Regions from separate parts of the Homo sapiens genome. Here all the other regions are linked to region 7. A link is a contact called in ENCODE Hi-C or POLR2A ChIA-PET data. All regions are on one chromosome and are shown on one strand. Each heading gives the region's core, a stretch centred on a gene start or an enhancer-like site at or near the end of the contact. The rest is flanking DNA. Distances are from core to core; before and after follow the strand shown.

What was found. Hi-C counts contacts between places; a loop is a spot of excess contacts on that map. ChIA-PET counts read pairs that join two places held with the same protein, here RNA polymerase II (POLR2A). Pooled maps may share reads with other maps.
Region 1: a map of CD8-positive, alpha-beta T cell shows a loop between it and region 7 (5-fold over the local background). The contact joins the promoter of BRPF1 here to the promoter of ATG7 in region 7. A Hi-C loop is called at or near these places in 1 of 168 maps with a recorded cell type or tissue (CD8-positive, alpha-beta T cell), 1 of 37 single-sample maps with no recorded cell type and 7 of 50 pooled maps.
Region 2: a map of CD8-positive, alpha-beta T cell shows a loop between it and region 7 (8-fold over the local background). The contact joins the promoter of RAF1 here to the promoter of ATG7 in region 7. A Hi-C loop is called at or near these places in 2 of 168 maps with a recorded cell type or tissue (CD4-positive, alpha-beta T cell and CD8-positive, alpha-beta T cell) and 9 of 50 pooled maps. POLR2A ChIA-PET finds 5 or more read pairs at or near these places in 1 of 52 experiments (Panc1).
Region 3: a loop to region 7 is called in a map of naive thymus-derived CD4-positive, alpha-beta T cell, with 19 times the contacts of the local background. The contact joins the promoter of FANCD2 here to the promoter of ATG7 in region 7. A Hi-C loop is called at or near these places in 1 of 168 maps with a recorded cell type or tissue (naive thymus-derived CD4-positive, alpha-beta T cell) and 7 of 50 pooled maps. POLR2A ChIA-PET finds 5 or more read pairs at or near these places in 1 of 52 experiments (GM12878).
Region 4: a loop to region 7 is called in a pooled map, with 8 times the contacts of the local background. The contact joins the promoter of OGG1 here to the promoter of ATG7 in region 7. A Hi-C loop is called at or near these places in 5 of 50 pooled maps.
Region 5: a pooled map shows a loop between it and region 7 (11-fold over the local background). The contact joins the promoter of CRELD1 here to the promoter of ATG7 in region 7. A Hi-C loop is called at or near these places in 5 of 50 pooled maps. POLR2A ChIA-PET finds 5 or more read pairs at or near these places in 2 of 52 experiments (PC-9 and activated B cell).
Region 6: a map of B cell shows a loop between it and region 7 (37-fold over the local background). The contact joins the promoter of MKRN2 here to the promoter of ATG7 in region 7. A Hi-C loop is called at or near these places in 4 of 168 maps with a recorded cell type or tissue (B cell, CD4-positive, alpha-beta T cell, CD8-positive, alpha-beta T cell and 1 more), 2 of 37 single-sample maps with no recorded cell type and 9 of 50 pooled maps. POLR2A ChIA-PET finds 5 or more read pairs at or near these places in 1 of 52 experiments (PC-9).

Annotation. Positions count from the first base shown.
Region 1 is chr3:9,730,479-9,733,178 of GRCh38, forward strand. It overlaps BRPF1 (bromodomain and PHD finger containing 1), which reads left to right and starts at 1,257. Exons shown (of 14, transcript NM_001003694.2): 1 at 1,257-1,660. RefSeq lists enhancers at 693-1,252, 1,813-2,372 and silencers at 716-1,075, 1,546-1,595, 1,606-1,735.
Region 2 is chr3:12,662,717-12,665,416 of GRCh38, forward strand. It overlaps RAF1 (Raf-1 proto-oncogene, serine/threonine kinase), which reads right to left and starts at 1,401. Exons shown (of 17, transcript NM_002880.4): 1 at 1,097-1,401. RefSeq lists enhancers at 483-1,093, 1,094-1,705, 1,317-1,666, 1,707-1,776 and a silencer at 907-1,126.
Region 3 is chr3:10,025,060-10,027,759 of GRCh38, forward strand. It overlaps FANCD2 (FA complementation group D2), which reads left to right and starts at 1,378. Exons shown (of 44, transcript NM_001018115.3): 1 at 1,378-1,414. It also overlaps the pseudogene CIDECP1. RefSeq lists enhancers at 1-205, 841-1,476, 1,477-2,111.
Region 4 is chr3:9,748,520-9,751,219 of GRCh38, forward strand. It overlaps OGG1 (8-oxoguanine DNA glycosylase), which reads left to right and starts at 1,433. Exons shown (of 7, transcript NM_002542.6): 1 at 1,433-1,904; 2 at 2,426-2,673. The coding sequence starts at 1,768. RefSeq lists enhancers at 1,007-1,056, 1,087-1,206.
Region 5 is chr3:9,932,384-9,935,083 of GRCh38, forward strand. CRELD1 (CRELD disulfide isomerase 1) reads left to right here and starts at 1,451. Exons shown (of 11, transcript NM_001077415.3): 1 at 1,451-1,537; 2 at 2,037-2,229; 3 at 2,452-2,534. The coding sequence starts at 2,056. IL17RC (interleukin 17 receptor C) reads left to right here. Exons shown (of 19, transcript NM_153460.4): 17 at 225-320; 18 at 437-475; 19 at 570-1,238. The coding sequence ends at 1,210. RefSeq lists silencers at 423-482, 1,063-1,392 and an enhancer at 1,493-1,862.
Region 6 is chr3:12,555,731-12,558,430 of GRCh38, forward strand. MKRN2 (makorin ring finger protein 2) reads left to right here and starts at 1,357. Exons shown (of 8, transcript NM_014160.5): 1 at 1,357-1,446. The coding sequence starts at 1,421. It also overlaps a transcript of MKRN2OS not described here. RefSeq lists enhancers at 977-1,086, 1,137-1,196, 1,584-2,107, 2,017-2,076 and a silencer at 1,367-1,456.
Region 7 is chr3:11,270,987-11,273,686 of GRCh38, forward strand. It overlaps ATG7 (autophagy related 7), which reads left to right and starts at 1,411. Exons shown (of 21, transcript NM_001349232.2): 1 at 1,411-1,444. RefSeq lists enhancers at 1,009-1,058, 1,015-1,606, 1,329-1,458, 1,607-2,196.

The DNA of each region.
Region 1 (2,700 bases), core at 7-2,506, 1.5 Mb before region 7:
CCTGGCATGTCGATTTTATTGGGATGGTTTTTAGAAAACATACATTTTATTGGGTCAAATGCAAAGTTTGCATTAAGAAGATAGAAGCTTTCAGATGCTTTGGGCTTTGTCCCAGAACCCTGGAAGACCTTTCACGCTCCTCTTTGATGACAAAACTGGAGAAGTATTGTTTAAGGATGTCTCCCCCTGCCATGCAAGTTCTCTGAAACCCTCAAGAACTAACAACAGAGTTTTCGAGCTCTGTTTTACAAATAAGGAACTTAAAGAACTGAACTTGCCCACGTTCACATTGCTAGGAGGTGACCCACTCACATTAAATCAGCTGTTTTGGCACCATGTTCCAATCAGCAACCCGCAGCACATCCCTGCCAACCCACAGATTTCCCACCGCTTTACCAGACAAGCCCTTTCACACCCACCGGCCCCAAACCAGCCCCTTCTCTCAGACCCATACCTTTTCTCTAGCACCTCTCCTTTACTTTTCCCAAGTTTCTTCCCTTTCCTTCAGTCACGCCCCGTTATCCCTAATCGGTCCTGCCCTTTCCCCACAGCTCCGCCCCTGCCTTACCAAGCCCCGCCTGCTCCCTTCAGCGTCGCATCGCTTTTTCCAACTTTGTTCTTTATTTCTAGTCCAGCTCCACTTTCCAGGCTCATCCAAAGCTCCGCCCTTTCTCTCGCGAGTACTCTTCTTCTGTTTAGCCCCACTTTTTACCCCGCTATTCTAACAGGCCCCCGCTGTGCGGTAGCCCCGCCCCCTCCCACAAGCCCCGCCCCACAGACCGGTCTAGTCTCCAGCCCCGCCCCGGTCCTACCCATAACTACCGGTCCCTTAGGCTCCAGCCCGCATCCCTCTTGCTCCCGGCCCTGCCCCCAGCCCCGCCCCGTGACTCTGGCCCCGCCTCACCGCCTTCCTCCGAGACCAAGGCCAGGTCCCTCCCGCAGCCGCGGCGCCAGCAGGAGGCAGGGAGCGGATAGGGAGGAGGCAGAGGGGGAGGGGAGAAGGGCGGGCTCCTCACGCCCAGCCCCGCGCTCACCGTCCGTGGTTGCAGATTCGCCACAAACCGCCCGACGACCCCAGATCCCGAGTACGGTGACTTCAGTCTCCAGAAACTCCACTCTAAGATGGGAGAGCTAGAGAAGCCCTGTGGGGTGTCCAGGGTCCTTTCTGAATCCCGGAGCACGGTCTTTCGAGCCTCAGCGGGCGGGCGGGGATCCGTGGCGAAAGTGCAGCTCAGTAGCGCCGCGGCGCCACGTTTACCCTGCGCAGACGCCGTCGCCGCCGCTGCTGCCGCCGCCGCTGCCACAGCCTTTGCCGCCACGGTCTCCGCCGCCGCTGTCCTCGCGCTGCCTCTGGGAGCCTCCATTGTTCCAGCAGCGCCCGGTCCCGAGACCGGGCATCTTGGGGGCTCGCGAAACGGGCGGCGGCCGACGGAGTTGAGACCCCAGGGCGCCGGCGGGACCAGGAGCGGCAGGGGTCAGCTCAGGAATCCCGGGGAGCCGGGACCAAAGCGTGGGGCGGCAGGGGGCCGGGGTGGCGAGGTCTACGGTCTCCGGAGTTGGGGCTCCCCCTTCCCGGCCCGACTTTCCCCGCCGACCTCCCCAAGTGGGGTCGGAGCCCCGGCGGGCGCCCCCGGCGATGAGCCCGGACTCGAGGTGGCCGGTGAGTGCGGGCCTGGGACCAGGGCGGGAGTGGCCGGCAGGGAAGGGGTAGGCTACGTTCGTGGGACGCGCACTGAGCCGCGTGGCCCGGGAACCTCTCTGGCAACTCCAGTTGGGAGAACTGACAGTGCATTGCTTCCCAGCAGGCATCCTGGGGCAACAGTGTATCTTTCGGGGCTGCCCGGGCTAGTGGCAGGCGGGGAGCCTTGTTTCACTTGTTACACTTCCACAAAGGGGAAACGCCGCCGCATCCGGAGAGTGGGCTGCGGGCACTGCCGGGGCCCAGCCCTATCCCTCCGGCCCCCGCCCCTTACTTCCTCCAGCCCCCTGAGCTTCAGGGGCAGATGCAGCCGCCATTCTCCTTGGGCCCTCCCCACGGGCTTTCTGGTCTAAGTTCTCGTCTCCCTCGCCTGTGCCTCTGCTGCCGGGTTCCAAGGGGAGATTGCTGATTCGCTGTGCTACTTTGGGAACCATTCACCCGGGACCCAGCTTGGAAAGAGGAGAGCTTGTTTGTGCTTCGGTTGGTTTATGTTTAAAGACACAGCCGCAGGTAGGAAATAGAAGAGTTGCAGTTGGACGTGTAGCGTTACTGATGTGAAAATCAGGAGCCGTTGACAGTGGAGCTGGAGCAGCCCACTTGCCTGGTTAAGGCACAGGTGGAGAGGCCAAGAGGGGTTATTTTGTCAGGGAGCTCATGATAGCCCTGCCTGGCTGGGATGGTGCCAAGCCCCTAGCTGAATGGTTGAACTCAACTAGGCCGAGAGAAATTGGGGCAGTCTCTGACCAAGCTGGGCTTCCTGAGGCCTGGTGCCATCTGCTGTCTACACTCACCCAGGAATGTTGGGGAGCGGGGAGGGAGGGCCCCTGCGGACCAGCATGGAGCTGAGCATGCCTAGATTGTCGCGTTCGTGTTTGTACCCTTAGGGCCTGGCACTTGGTAGTCACTCAGTTGATGTGTGAGTGGGTGAACAGCTCAAATGTAATACAAGCTGCTGTCACTGACTAAATGACCTCAGTTTTCACTTTGTTTCACAGTACATC
Region 2 (2,700 bases), core at 151-2,650, 1.4 Mb after region 7:
TTACTCACAGGTGTTTCAAAACTCGACTCAGAAGTCTCCTCGAGTGTAGAAGCTTCCTCAACTCCTCCCCAAGCAAAACTAACTGTTCTAAATCCCCATAACACTTGATAAGCCAATTCTTATCACACTGCATTGTTTTCACGCCTTAGGAGCGCAGGGAGGGCAGAGTCTCTCCACTCAGCCCACAGAGGACCAGGCAAGCAGAAACGCTCAATGAACGTGCCTTGAATTCATTTTCCACTTAGATTAAGTGACCCCCTAGAACCCGTTCACATCTCAAGGATACACTAAGTTCCATTCCTTCTTCCCACCACAGAATGAATACCAGGGGCACACCCAGAGCCCTAGAACGAGAACAATGAATGAACACGGCCGCCTCGCCTCTCACGACGTCCAAACCCCTCTCTCTTGGGCATCGACTCGCTCGCAGAGCCTCAGCAGCTGCAGAGCTGAAGCGTCCCGGCGGCTCTCGCGTCACACAAAAGACAGCCCTGGCTCTTCATTCCAAAGCGTCCTGAGGCCAATCCTCTATAAGTATCCCAAACCTTTCATTAATAACCCAGAGTCCTGATACCCAAGGCTAGTCCTGATACCCAAGAAGAGGCCCCTGTGCCTTTGTGGTAGGGCACTGGCCAGTTTCCTCCTCTCTTACCCGATTCCTCACGTCGTCTCTAAAAGGGTGTCACTTGACTGAAGTACCCTGAGAAAGGGTGCAAGCCCGGGTCCCACATTCGGCGGCCCAAGAGAAAAGGAATTGGCCCATCCAAGTGACAACAGATATGGGGCAGCTCTGGGCGGATTTTCCCACTGCCAAATATGAGGAATGCGCATGGCATAAGGGTGGCGTTGGCACGTTTCCGCCAAACACAAGGAAATTTGAGTGGGATGTGGGAACTCGGCTCGCCGGCCATGACACCGGACTCCGGGGCCCCCGCCCAACGCTACCCCAGGGTGACAACGGCCTGGCCCAAGCCCTCTGCCCGGCAGCCGCGGGGCCGCTCCATCAGCGCCACCCAGGCCCGGTCGCCCTGGAAGCCGATCCCTCAGCCCCGCCGCCCGGCTCCCCCGGCATCCACGACCCGGTCCTGCCACCTACCTGAGGGAGCCAGGCCGCCCCAACGTCCTGTCGTTCGGCGGCAGCTTCTCGCCCGCTCCTCCTCCCCGCGGCGGGTGAGGGAGCGGGAGGCGGTCACATTCGGCGCGTCCCCAGCCCAGGGGACGGAGCCCCGAGCAGCCCCCGCATCGTAGCAAACGCGCTCCGCGCCTCAGGGCACGCGCCCCAAAGCCCGGCCAGCTGACCCTTTTCGGGGCCCAAAAAAGGCAGCAGAAAGCCGTTCCCGCCTCACAATCGTTTTCCTCTTACTCCCGCCATCTAAGATGGCGGCCCAAGCGCCCGCGATTAAGACTCTCGGGCGGCCCAGACGAGCGAGCCCTCGACTCGGTGCTCGTCCTCCCGACCTGCGACGCCACCGGCTCTCCGATTCTGCGCGAGCCCTACTGGCAGTCGACTTCTAACTTGGCTCGGGCATCCATCGCTCTGGCCTGAACTCAGGCCCCGCCCCCGGGGCGTGGCCTAGCGATCTGGTGGCCGCCATTTCGAAGCTGAAGAGGTTAGGCGACGCTGACTTGCTTTCAGGAGAGGCACTCGGTAATCGAGAAGAACCGGCTTTCGGCCAGCCAGGAGTGGCCAGAGGCCTAGAAGGGGAGAGGAAGGCCTGCCTGCCCAGCATTGCAAGGCCCAGCGATCACCAGACGTGCCTCAGGACACAGGGCACAGTGTCCAACTTTGACGCGTCCTCTCCGGGCACTTTAATACCAAATCACGGCTCCGCCACTTGACAGCTATGTGGACAGTCCCTGAACCTTAAACGGTCTTTTCCTTGTGTGTAAATTCCGAGTTCATTTTTCCCCCATCACATTAGCAACAAGTTAAAAAAACTGATAATATCCGGTTTGGTCCAAGGTATATTGAAACCTGTTGTGTGCCCTCGCAGCGCTATCACAGTGGAACTTGGACATGTTAAAAGTATATATCCTTCCTCCCGGCAGTTTCACTTCTAGACACTAATTCTAGAGAAATAAGTATACACATACACAAAAAGCTATGTGTGAAGATATTTAATGCCATATTATTTGCATTCTGGAGAAACACTGGGGATGAAATGAAGATTAATAGGAAACTGGTTAAGAGAACGCTGCTACACATCCAATCTGGGTTGTCATCCATCCAAGAATGAACTAGATAGTTACTGAATTTAAAAAACAACAAAAAAAGGGCCCGGCGCTTTTTTTGGGATTACTCCTGTAATCCCAGCACTTTGGAAGGCCGAGGCAGGCGGATCACCTGAGGTCGGGAGTTCGAGACCAGCCTGACCAACATGGAGAAACCCCGTCTCTACTAAAAATACAAAAATTAGCCGGGCGTGGTGGCGGGCGCCTGTAATCCCAGCTACTCAGGAGGCTGAGACAGGAGAATCGCTTGAACCCGGGAGGCAGAGGTTGCAGTGAGCCCAGATCGCACCATTACACTCCAGCCTGGGCGACAGAGCGAGACTCCGTCTCGAAAAAATAAATAAATATAAAAAAATAAAAATACCAAATTAGCTGGGCATGGTGGTGCATGCCTGTCATCCCATCTACTCGGGAGGCTAAGGCAGGAGAATTGCTTGTACCCAGGAGGCGGAGATTGCGGTGAGCCGA
Region 3 (2,700 bases), core at 128-2,627, 1.2 Mb before region 7:
CCTCACACCTCAGCCTCCCGAGTAGCTGGGACTACAGGCACACACCACTGCACCTGGCTAATGTTTAAATTTTTTTGTAGAGACAGTGGTCTCATTGTGTTGCCCAGGCTGGTCTTGAACTCCAGGGCTCAAGCGATCCTCCCACCTCAGCCTCCCAAAGTATTGAGATTACAGGTGAGAGCCACCACGCCTGGCTGTGAACAAGTTTTTTGATGGCCTACCATGTGCCTTGCACTCTGCTGCATGCTATGGGGTATAGAGTAAGGCAAGGTCATGACCCTGCGCTCAGAGTTTCTGTTCAAGTGATAAAATATGCAAACGGAAAAATAATAGATACTTAATCTAGTGCAACAAGAGCGAAACTCCGTCTCAAAAATTAAATTAAGTTAAATTAAATAAATAAATAAATACTGCAATGAAGTATGTGAGGAAGTTGCCTCCACCCTAGGAAGGGAAATGATAATTACAATTCCTTACATGTCTAACAGCAGTGTTACAGATTGCAAAGCGCTTTGGTGCTTAGCATCTCAGCTAACCATTGGAACAGTAATTTGGTAGAATGCAGATTATCACACTCACTTGACTGGATGTTACAAATACTAAAAGCTATAAAGCACCAGGCACTCTTCCCAACGAAAGGGTGGGATGGGATAGTTCATAGGTAAACCCACCGAGGGTTGGCGACTAACCTAAAGGATTAACAGCACCGTTTTTGTTTTTTGTTTTTAACACTCAATACGTCCTAGATCCTGTGCTAAGGGATTTACAGACATCATCTAATTTGATTCCCACCTGTCTATGAGGGAGGTACTGTTATTATCCCCATTTCACAGAGGACAAAAGTGAAACACAGAGGTAACGGGTAAGGTCACCTTGCCAGTGGGGGCGAGACGTGAACCTAGGCAAACTGACACAACGCCTGCACTTTCTTGTCCAAGGTCACGGCGGTGTGAGGTAGGCTGGGGAAGGGAGGGCGCTGACCTGTCAGATACTTGTTCCTGGGTGAGCTTCTTGTCGCTCTCCAGCAGGATGGACACGTAGTGGCGGATCATGTCTACGAAGAGTGATAACGATGGGTAGGACCACCCAGAGGCAGATGTTGGAGTCAAGCAACAGTTCTGGCCCTGCCATCTTCACTGAAAGCTGGCTCCCAGCCGGTGATGGGCGAGCTTCTCTTCACCGGGGCGCAGTTGCTTCTCTCTGACGTCGCCTCTGGGCCTTCTCTCGCCCCTATGCCCGGCTAGCACAGAACTCTGCTGCAGCGGTGAGCCCAGCTTATTGCCTTCAGCTGGGCTGCCCGGCCTTCCACTTCCGGCGCGGAAGTTGGCGTCACGTCATGGCGCGCCTCGGTGGCGTCAGAGCGGCGTCGGGCCTGGCGGGAAAGTCGAAAACTACGGGCGGCGACGGCTTCTCGGTGAGTAAGTGGAGCAATGGTCGTAGTCTCTCGAGGCCCCGCTCCCCTGCGGCCTAATCTCTAAGTCCGGGCCGCGGTCGGCGTTCTCCTCTGGGGCTCCGCGCCCCGAACCTTGGCTTCCTCATCTGCCCTGAGATGGGATAATCCCCACAGGTACCTTTCTGCGTCATTAAAATGCGGAAACGAGAAAGGCTTTTACCCTCACCCGCTTCCCGATGAACTAATCCAGGCAGTCGGCCTCATCTCACTTCTGTTGGGCTTTTCTGGAAGCCAGATGGTATCGCACGTGTTAAAGGCGGGTGCCTGGAAGCCGGACGTGCTGACAAGACTTAGTTTTTCCATCTGCAAGATGGCTGATAATGGTTATCCGTATTAACCGAAGCGGCGATAAATAAAAAGTTTAGCACAGGGCCCGGTACCTCGTAAATGTTAACCATTATTAGAAGTCATTATAATCATCAAGAGTAAGTATAGGTGGTGAAGAGCGCAGGTGCTGAAGCCAGACTCCGAGTTAGAATCCCAGTTCTGCCCGTGATGATGAGAATAATGGTACCCACCTCAAAAAGTTTTGTGGGAAATAAATGAATTATTAAATATAAAGCACTTGAAACAGTTCTTGTTAGCTTTTAGCATTTCCCCTGCACTGCGAGCTTTTTTCACTCTGAATATTCTCAGAAATTTTCCTTATGCCGGTAACTATGCTGGGCATTAGGGACATTGAGTAAGTGAGACTGGGTTCCTGCTCTCAAAGAGCCCCAGTCTAGTGTGAGGTAAGGGCCCCTAGGTATACCCTGTGGAGCAGGGAAGCTGCAGTAGCAAACTCCCTTAGGGATAGGAGGAACACTTTTCAAGGAAGATGACATTCGATTGAATGTTTAGATCTGAGTAGGAATTTCCAGGCAAATAAGAGCACTTCAGATGAAAAGAACACCTTTGTGCAAAGGCACTGAGACCACGAAGGTTCTGATTTACAAGATTAAAAGGTCATGTGATTCAGGCACTTCCCCCACCTCTGCTGTCTGATTTCTAACTCCACATCTCCTTGTTTCAGTATGAGTATCTATTTGCCTGGACTCCTCTTCTCCTACCCCTTCTACTGGCTAACTGCTGTTTCAGCCCTCAAGTCCCTGCCTAAAAATCACTTCTTCAGGCCGGGCGCGGTTGGCTCACGCCTGTAATCCCAGCACTTTGGGAGTCCGAGGCGGGCGGATTATGAGGTTATGAGATCAAGACTATCCTGGGTAACACGGTGAAACCCCGTCTCTACTAAAAATACAAAAAATTAG
Region 4 (2,700 bases), core at 183-2,682, 1.5 Mb before region 7:
GAGCTGGGATGGAGACGGTTGCTCTTTGCTCACCCCCAACCTCAGCACCTTCTTTCCAGACTCCACCGACATTTATTGAAGGAATGCCTTCCAAGTGCTAGGCGCCTGTGGGATGGCATGCCTACAGATAGGAACAGTCACAGGAAGAAGGGGCGGCCCAGGCCTTGCAGCCACTGAGGACTGGCACTGAGACAATGATGGCACTGGTCTGATGTTGATTCCATGCTGACGGTACACTCCGCTAGGTCTCTGGCTGGGACACAAGGGTCAATCCGCTGCAGATGTTGCTCTTCAAGAATTTGCAGTCTGGGCGGGGTGCGGTGGCTCACGCCTGTAATCCCAACACTTTAAGAGGCCGAGGCGGCTGGATCACGAGGTCAAGAGATCGAGACCATGCTAGCCAACATGGTGAAACCCCATCTCTACTAAAAATACAAAAATTAGCTGGGCGTGGTGGCGCGCACCTGTAGTCCCAGCTACTCGGGAGGCTGAGGCAGGAGAATCGCTTGAACCCGGGAGGCGGAGCTTGCAGTGAGCCGAGATCGCGCCATCACACTCCAGCCTAGGCGACAGAGTGAGACTCCGTCTCAAAGAAAAAAAACTTGCAGCCTGATAGTTAAGATACAGCAACCCCAAATCCCTATGCTAAAAGGTGAGAATGGCCCAGATAAAGGTCATGTCTCCTAGCTCCCTGCTTTTTCATGCCATCCTCCAGAAGGGAAGAAATTAAATAATCCATCCTCCTACTCCAGGCGACTAGAAGGCAGGCTGCCTCAGGGCCACACACTGGGACTTGGACTCAACCTGATGGGCTTCTGGGCCCAGCCCCAGACAAACCCCCGGCAAACGTCCCATTCCGAGGAAAGCATGAGCAGATGGAGTATGGAAGAAATGCCCAAGACGGCAGGCAGCAGCTGTGGCGGCCGGCGGGACGACAATCCGAGGAGAGGCCTCTGATGTCCTGAGGTCTCAGAGGACGCCTAAAGGCCTTGAATGGGACAAGCTTAGCGGGCGGGCGCAGAAGAGAATAATACTCTGGAGACACTTCCCGAGGGCTCTGGGGCCGGAGCTGTGTTCGCTCCGGTTCTTGGTGAAGACAGGGTTCGTGGGAGGCGGCCCAAGGAGGGCGAACGCCTAAGACTGCAAAGGCTCGGGGGAGAACGGCTCTCGGAGAACGGGCTGGGGAAGGACGTGGCTCTGAAGACGGACAGCCCTGAGGAACCGCGGGGCGCCCAGATGGAACTCGTTAGCGCCCCGAGTGCAGACAATCCCGGAGGGGGAAAGGCGAGCAGCTGGCAGAGAGCCCAGTGCCGGCCAACCGCGCGAGCGCCTCAGAACGGCCCGCCCACCCTGATTTCTCATTGGCGCCTCCTACCTCCTCCTCGGATTGGCTACCTCTAGGTGAAATGAGCGGTGGTTGAGCCCTACTTCCGGTGGTGCTGTGGTCTGCCCCTGGAGAACCCAGAAGAACACAGCTGTGCGCGCCCACAGGCTCTGGGGGCGGGAGAAGATAAGTCGCAAGGAGGGGGCGGGACCTACACCTCAGGAAAGCCGGAGAATTGGGGCACGAAGCGGGGCTTTGATGACCCGCAAAGGGCGAGGCATGCAGGAGGTGGAGGAATTAAGTGAAACAGGGAAGGTTGTTAAACAGCACCGTGTGGGCGAGGCCTTAAGGGTCGTGGTCCTTGTCTGGGCGGGGTCTTTGGGCGTCGACGAGGCCTGGTTCTGGGTAGGCGGGGCTACTACGGGGCGGTGCCTGCTGTGGAAATGCCTGCCCGCGCGCTTCTGCCCAGGCGCATGGGGCATCGTACTCTAGCCTCCACTCCTGCCCTGTGGGCCTCCATCCCGTGCCCTCGCTCTGAGCTGCGCCTGGACCTGGTTCTGCCTTCTGGACAATCTTTCCGGTGAGTGACTGAGCCTGAGAAGCCTGTCCCCTCGGACTGGCTCCTGCCGCCTCAACACTGCCTGGCATGGGGTACAAAGGAATTTGGGGGATGATGGAAGAAACCCGGGGTACAAAAGAGGAAACAAGCACGGGTAGCCAACCTGTTACCTTTAATATGTCTGTACAGTGATAATTGTAAGGATCCAGCGGTATAACCGATGCAGAAGATAATAGCACTTGTTTTTCTTTTTTTGAGACAGGGTCTCGCTCTGTTGCCCAGGTAGGAATGCAGAGAGGCCCATTCCAGCCTCGACCCCCCGGGCGCAGCCTCCCGAGTAGCTGGGACTACAGGTGTGCGCCATGCCCGGTTAAATTTTTGTATTTTTTGTAGAGGTGAGGTTTCGCCATGTTGCTCAGACTGGAAGATAGCACTGTTACTTGTATTAGTTTCGTACATGGAGCTATTGTAGGATAGGAGGGACCCCAAAGGGTGCAAGAAAGGAAATTGAGTGCCAGGGTTGTCATGTGCCTTGGGCTCAGGTGGAGGGAGCAAAGTCCTGCACACTGGAGTGGTGTACTAGCGGATCAAGTATGGACACTGACTCAGACTGAGGAGCAGCTCCACTGCACTGTGTACCGAGGAGACAAGAGCCAGGCTAGCAGGCCCACACCAGACGAGCTGGAGGCCGTGCGCAAGTACTTCCAGCTAGATGTTACCCTGGCTCAACTGTATCACCACTGGGGTTCCGTGGACTCCCACTTCCAAGAGGTGGCTCAGAAATTCCAAGGTGAGTACAGGACCTGGGCTGGGGTTA
Region 5 (2,700 bases), core at 201-2,700, 1.3 Mb before region 7:
GCCCGGCTAATTTTTTGTATTTTTAGTAGAGACGGGGTTTCACCGTGTTAGCCAGGATGGTCTTGATGTCCTGACCTCGTGATCTGCCCGCCTCGGCCTCCCGAAGTGCTGGGATTATATAAAGGCATGAGCCACCGCACCCGGCCCAATTCATTTCTGTTAAGTCTCAGTTTTTCTTCTCTGTGGAGGGTAAGTTTCTAACTCTTCTTCTCTGGGTCTCCCAGACATCCACAAGCGCTGGGCCCTCGTGTGGCTGGCCTGCCTACTCTTTGCCGCTGCGCTTTCCCTCATCCTCCTTCTCAAAAAGGATCACGCGAAAGGTGAGCGCTTCCCGGCTCCCCATTCCCCTGGGGGAGGACCAGAGTGGCTGTGGGAGTTCTCCGAGGGAAAGCGGCGGCCGAGCTCACTGGCTGCCTCCGCCCCTCTCCCCTAACAGGGTGGCTGAGGCTCTTGAAACAGGACGTCCGCTCGGGGGGTGAGTGGGAGCAAGCGCTGGGCGGAGGGCCGCCCCCGGGGAGCCAGGCCTGTGCCAGCTCACCTCTTCCCTCCCCATCTGTTTTCTCCGGCAGCGGCCGCCAGGGGCCGCGCGGCTCTGCTCCTCTACTCAGCCGATGACTCGGGTTTCGAGCGCCTGGTGGGCGCCCTGGCGTCGGCCCTGTGCCAGCTGCCGCTGCGCGTGGCCGTAGACCTGTGGAGCCGTCGTGAACTGAGCGCGCAGGGGCCCGTGGCTTGGTTTCACGCGCAGCGGCGCCAGACCCTGCAGGAGGGCGGCGTGGTGGTCTTGCTCTTCTCTCCCGGTGCGGTGGCGCTGTGCAGCGAGTGGCTACAGGATGGGGTGTCCGGGCCCGGGGCGCACGGCCCGCACGACGCCTTCCGCGCCTCGCTCAGCTGCGTGCTGCCCGACTTCTTGCAGGGCCGGGCGCCCGGCAGCTACGTGGGGGCCTGCTTCGACAGGCTGCTCCACCCGGACGCCGTACCCGCCCTTTTCCGCACCGTGCCCGTCTTCACACTGCCCTCCCAACTGCCAGACTTCCTGGGGGCCCTGCAGCAGCCTCGCGCCCCGCGTTCCGGGCGGCTCCAAGAGAGAGCGGAGCAAGTGTCCCGGGCCCTTCAGCCAGCCCTGGATAGCTACTTCCATCCCCCGGGGACTCCCGCGCCGGGACGCGGGGTGGGACCAGGCGCGGGACCTGGGGCGGGGGACGGGACTTAAATAAAGGCAGACGCTGTTTTTCTACCCATGTGGCCCACACGCGTCTCCGTTTCAGTGGCGGGGCTGGCAAACGTCATTCCCTAGCCCCGCGGCCCTTTAAAGCCCGGACAGGTGCAGCTCGGTGCCGCCTCTGGTTGGCTGGCGTGGGGTGACGTAATGGCACATGGCCCGTCGCCATTGGCTGGGCGGCAAGCTCCGCCCCCTGGACTGCGGCGCGGGTGGGGGTTGTGCGTTTTACGCAGGCTGTGGCAGCGACGCGGTGAGGAGACGGCCCACGGCGCCCGCGGGCTGGGGCGGTCGCTTCTTCCTTCTCCGTGGCCTACGAGGGTCTGGATCCTTCTCTGCCGGCTCGTGGGCCGTGCCTTTGCCCTTCTGCGAGGCCCTGAATCTGATCCCTTCCCTTCATATCCGGATCCGGGCTCCTCCCTCCAAGCCCGGGGTTCCGGACACCTCCCCCAAGACAACCCCTCTGGCCTCCTCTCCTTCAGTACTTGGAATCTGATCTCTTCTCCCTAATTCTGCGGATCCGGCCCCTAATATTCTTTATCAGACCCTCAGACAAGAGGCTGACTTCTGCCCCCTTGTCAAGGAGCGAGGCCACTTTCCTCTCCACCCCATGCTAGCGAGGATAACTTATTTCTCTTCTGGAATTGCATCTTATGCGCCTTTCCCCACCCATCCCCACAGCCCCTGCAATACCCAGTTTGGCCTCTTTTGCTTGTAATAACGCAGATCCCAGCGCCACGGCACCTTAGAACAGACCTTTTTCTTTCTCGCGTGGGGCCTGACTCCTTCAGTGAAGCCTCTCCACGCCCTCTATCTGCAGGTCCCCAGCCTGGGTAAAGATGGCCCCATGGCCCCCGAAGGGCCTAGTCCCAGCTATGCTCTGGGGCCTCAGCCTCTTCCTCAACCTCCCAGGACCTATCTGGCTCCAGCCCTCTCCACCTCCCCAGTCTTCTCCCCCGCCTCAGCCCCATCCGTGTCATACCTGCCGGGGACTGGTTGACAGCTTTAACAAGGTGGGTGCACCGGCAGCCTCGTTAGAGGGGAACACAGCGATTTAGAGTGGGGAACTCTGGGATGCAAATCTGCGTGGATTTAAGTTTCATCTTGGTCTCTTACTAGTTGTATGGCCCTAGGCAGGTTGCCTTTCTGTGCCTCAGTTTCCTAGTCAGTAGAACAGTGAAGTGCTAGCATGTGCCAGGCACTGTACTTAGCTATTACTAATTTTCTGTTTCCAGGGCCTGGAGAGAACCATCCGGGACAACTTTGGAGGTGGAAACACTGCCTGGGAGGAAGAGAATTTGTCCAAATACAAAGACAGGTAAGGGGCTGCTGGGGGAAGGGGTGTATATTCCCCTCCCCGCCAAATCTCTGCTCTGCTGGTGTAGGGCTAGGAACTCTTGGGGAGCACTTATTCATTCAACAAATAGCACTGAACATCTATAGTATAGCAGTAAACAAGGCAAGCAAAATGCCCCCTTCCTGGA
Region 6 (2,700 bases), core at 107-2,606, 1.3 Mb after region 7:
GGGTGTCGATAATATCCAGCCCCCACCCACCCCCTGCAGCCTCGACTGCAGTGAACTATGCTCAAAGGATCCTTCCGGCTCAACCTCTCCTTACTCCAGCATTTTGAAGTTTAGTCGAGCATGGTGTCGCGCACCTGTATTCCCAGCTGCTGGGGAGGTTAAGGCAGAGGACTGCTTGAACTATGATGGCGCCACTGCACTCCAGCCTGGGCGACAGAGCAAGACCCTGCCTCAAAACAAAACAAAAAATTCTTTATTTTGATCTGGGTGGTAGTTTCATGAGTGTATGCATGTGCAAAAATTCATAGAATGTGTTTGGTGCACTTATATTGTGCATGTTATGTATCTCGAGTTTTTAAGCAATGAGAAACCATTGTAAGATTAAAAGGTGAATGACATGATCCGATTTATGTTTTAAAAATAGATTTTTACCAGGAACGGAAGCCAGAAGACCAGTTAAAAGGCTATCGCATGGCTGGCCAGGCGTGCACGCCTGTAATTCCAGCTACGTGGAAGGCTGAGAGGCAGGAGAATCGCTTGAACCCGGGAGGCGGAGGTTGCAGTGAGCCGAGATCGCCCCACTGCACTCCAGCCTGGGCAACAAGAGAGAAACTCCGTCTCAAAAAAATAAAAAATAAAATAATAATAATTAAAAAAAAAGGTATCGCATGGTGCTAGGTAGAAGGGACGGTGGAAAGGGGGCAGAAGAGGACGCATTGGACAGAGGTGTGGGAGCAGAATCTGCAGGGTATAGAGAGCTAGAGGGAAGTGTCAAAAATAACTTTTGGGGTTTCCACCATAGGAAATGGAAGACGAGCAGCACAAGACTGGCAGGAAAGAAAATGAAGACTAAAACTTGTGGAAGTAGAGATTTGGGGAAAGAGCAGTTGGGAGAGAGCTAAGGAATTTCCTTAAGTGGGAGGCGAGGTCCGGCGGGAACAGTTGAGGCAGGGCCTGAGAAGGGTGCCCAGTGAGTGCGAGTATGAATGGATAGGGGCATCCGGGATTAAGAGGAGAGGCTGGAGTTTCCCCAGGAGTGGTGAAGTGCCTCGAAGGAGGCGGGAGATCCCTAAGGAATACTCTTGGCGATCGGGGCAGAATCGCAGGCACTAACAGTAGGCATCGGGATAAGACTGGCAGGACTAAGATGCCAGCCAGGCTCCGCCCCGGAGGCTTGGAAGTGCGGGACACCGAGAGCAGGGATGCCGGGACAGCCGGCCCGATCCCCGGTGCGGAACCAATTGTGACGACGGCTAGGTTACCCGCCGGCGCTACAAAGGTGCCACACCGGAGGGGCGGCGTGCGCCGGCGTGCGCCGGCGTGACGCGGCTACGCGGGATGGGCCGGGCCAGGGCCAAGGCCGAGGCGGCAGCGGCTGCGAGAGGCGGCGGCACGACGACGGTCCCTCAGCCCAGCCACCATGAGCACCAAGCAGATCACTTGCAGGTCAGTGCGCTGGAGCCAGGAGCTTCGGGCCGCTCCCCCAGGCCGCAGGGGGGCCGGTGCGCGCCAGTGCTGTGGTCCGGGAACCTGAGGCTAGAGCGGGACTCGGAAAGTTACTCGGCTGTTCGCGGCGGGGCTTTGCGAGGCAGAGCGAGCGCTGCCGCCACAGCCGGGGATCCGGGGGATGCGTGGCCGAGACGCTGGGCGAGGCCAGCGCGGGGGGCTACGCCCCGAGTTTGAAGCGTGGCCCCTGTGGGCTGGGAGGAAGGACGTCCTAGCCAGGGCCGTGCAGGATGCCGGGGCGCTGTCGGGAAGGCTCTGGGGCTTACGCTTTAACTGGAAAAGATTTGAAGTTGAGTAAAGGGACGCCGAGAGGACGGTTACAAATGGGGATACCACATAGGAGTAATTTGTTAATCGATTATGAGGGCCTCAAAGTTTGGAGAATCCAGATGCAATCTAAACTTGCAGAGAGTTAACAAGTAAAAGTTGTTGTGTGGAAAATAACGACAGGTAGCATATTGTGAATATCGGCGAAGCGCCCTGCATATTTCCAAGTCCTTTATATTCATTATCATCAGACTTCACAGTAAGACAACTTAGTAGTTATTATTACCATTTTACAGTGCAGGAAACTGAGACCGAAAGACGTTGACACTCATTTATCTTACTGAGAGAGCCATTTACGAGGAGAAATGCGACGGTAATGGATGGTTTATTGTAGAAAATAGCCAGATAGCTACACTACGACTGCTCCTATGAAATAGAATAGTGTGGTTGTGTAACACCCTCATTGCTTGGTCAGCTTGTGGCTTACTGGTAATGGAGTCTAGTCCTATTGAATTGTATGTTTGGAAAACGCAAATTGAATTGTATGCTTGGAAAATGCAAATTTCATTTAATAATTTTTATGGGAAACATTGCTTAAAAACAGTTATAGAGTTTGTGTAATAAACAGTTTATTTTCTATGTTGTTACTTCTCTTCATTGGTATGAATAGTTGAGACGTGACTGTGTAGTAAGTTTTCTGTTAGCATTAGTGTACATTTACTGTTCAATTTATCCAAGGCCCAGGTGGCTTATGTTAAGCTGTTGTCAGAAATTTGCACCTAGTGTCTATAAAAAGACTTTTACTAGGTTATTTGTACTAGAAGGTGTTTTGTGAAGACGGGTTTGTGTGTGTTTACGTATTTTTATTTGTATAAAGTTTCTCCTGCTGGAGGAAGTATTCCTAGGTCATTGTGCACTGTAAAGCAG
Region 7 (2,700 bases), core at 161-2,660:
CTCTAATCTACTATCTGATCAAGCCACCCCTTCATCCCACTTCCCATATTCGGTTGTTTCCAGCCTTGTTTACCTGCCTTTGGGGAGGGTGGGGGGTGGGGGAACCCTCTTTTTCCCTAACCATTGAAACATCTGCGGATGTTTTGGTCAGAGTGATCTCACTATTGCAATAGTCTCCCTCTGCTATTGCACGGTTCCTTCTCTCCCACCTCTCTCACTTCTTGCAGTAATCCTTTCTTTTTTTTTTTTTTTGAGACGGAGTCTCGCTCTGTCGCCCAGGCTGGAGTGCAGTGGTGGGATCTCGGCTCACTGCAAGCTCCGCCTCCCGGGTTCACGCCATTCTCCTGCCTCAGCCTCCCAAGTAGCTGGGACTACAGGCGCCCGCCACCACGCCCGGCTAATTTTTTTGTATTTTTAGTAGAGACGGGGTTTCACCGTTTTAGCCGGGATGGTCTCGATCTCCTGACCTCGTGATCCGCCCGCCTCGGCCTCCCAAAGTGCTGTGATTACAGGCGTGAGCCACCGCGCCGGGCCTGCAGTAATCCTTTCTAATAAGTATCCTTATTAGTCTGGATTTGTTTTCTTATTTGCCAGAATCAAACAAACTTCAGATTACGTTCCTGGCCCAAAAGCCCTTTAACTTTCAGCAAGCCACCTAACTTTTCTTAGATTCTGTTCTTTCATATATAACTTGGGGATATGTTTCAGGACTCTTGTGAGGATTAGAGATGTAAAACCCTGAAAACATGGTGGCTAGTTAATTAATAGCAGTCATCGCTCTTGTTGTTATGAGTCTAGAGTGGTATATCAGAGTTAATTTGTGAAAGGCCTTACAGGCCAGACAGAGAAACTTGTCATAATCACTGCTGTATCTTCAACACCTGTCCAGTGCTTTGCACGCGCAGAGTATCTAACCAAGTATTGAGAGGGAATAACTTTATCTCACTGACAGTGAGGAGCTGTGAGAATGATGGCTGGTTTAGAAAAGGCAGGTTGGTCACTGTCGACGTTCACTGGCCTTTTCCTACTAAAATTCTCATCTCCTGGCTCTCCACACCTGCCACCCTGATGGCCCCTGTGCTGCGTTTGATGCCGCCTCTCCTGGAGAATGACCATGGTGATCATTCCTGTCATCCTCTGAAATCAAAAGAGAGAACGTGGGCACTTTCTTAAAAGCCTGAAGGGAATGTAGACATTCCGACATCTGGTAAGGGAGACGCTCTCCATCGCTTCCCCCGGGGGCGTCACCGCCCCCTGATGCCCCGCCCTCCTCACGACTCAAGTTCCTCCCACTTAGCTCGGTGCTAGGGGCGCATTTCCCCGGCATGCCTCTGCTCCTTTGCGCACGCGCGCCGCTTCCCAGTGGCAAGCGCGGGCAGGACCGCGTTGCGTCATCGGGGCGCGCGCCTCAGAGAGAGCTGTGGTTGCCGGAAGTTGAGCGGCGGTAAGTGAGCCGCGGCGGGCGAGGGTGTAGTGGGGTCTTGCTGGGCCGGTTTTGGAGGCCTGGAGTCAAGGGGCGAGCTCGCCAGGGAGGGCGAGGGTCACAGCAAGTCTCAGGATCCTCCTCTGCCAGTTTCTGGGTGGTCCTTCCTCCTCCAGGGACTCACTGATTCCGGCTGGCGCCCTTCGTCTGTAGCCGCGTCCCCTCAGACTGGTTCAGTCCGGGGTCTTCTGACTTGGAAGCTCGTGCTGATTTCCTAAGTCAGCCCCTCCTGTCCTCTTGGTAGGCAGTGCTCAGAATCTTCAGTGTTGGAACACGGGAGATGGGACATTTGGATTCCCAGCCTGGCTGTGTCTGGATTTGCTGTCTCTGGCACGTTCCTTCCCCATCTAAGCTGCTTTTCCATCTGCAAAATGGGAATGATAATCCGCCATTTGTTTAAGTGAGGAGGTTAAATAAGTTTACTTTCTGAGAAAGAAGATTCTCGATTCCTTGGTTACAGGGTTAGAAACTAATGCACAATAAGAATCAATCCGGTAAGGTAAATATAGGTGTTAGAACATTTGTCAGAAATAGAGTCAAACTTCTAATTTTATAAGTACAGTACTAACGTACATGATGTTGGAGAAGTACAAGCCAAACCGTGTGTGTGTGCACGTGCGTGCAGTTTCCTGATTTTTAAACACTGGCGACTGATGCCATTTTTTAAAAATTGGCAAGTAATTCTGGCGTTTAAAAACATTGGCAACTCAGTTTTTACAAAACCCTGTTCAACTGTAACCAGTCATATCTGTGGCTGTCAGTTTGGGACCTCTGGATCCCAGACTCCCTTTTTCATTGACTACTTAGATTTTTTTCTCTGACACCTCTGCCCACTGGCCAGATTTCTTCAGTGACAGAAAGCTTTCTACTTCTGGTTGCTCCTGTTTGGTCCTCCCCCAGTTCTGACTCTTAGGTTGAGCTGAAAGCAGCTACTCGGTAATCTTAGCTCACTGTTCCTCCTTCAGGCTCTTGGAATCACCCCTGCATTTAATTGCCCTATACATCATTGAAAGCTGCTAGTTTGTCTTCCTCTTCTCACCTTTTCTTCTCTAGGCTAAGCATATTTAATGTATTTGCTCATAGTAAACTTAACAGTGACAGCAAATTTTGTCATGTTTTGTTATATCCCCAGCATATAGAGCAATGCCTAGCATATTATATATGCTCAATAAATATTTGTTGGATGAATGAATAAAACAAATATTTGCCTGTTATGT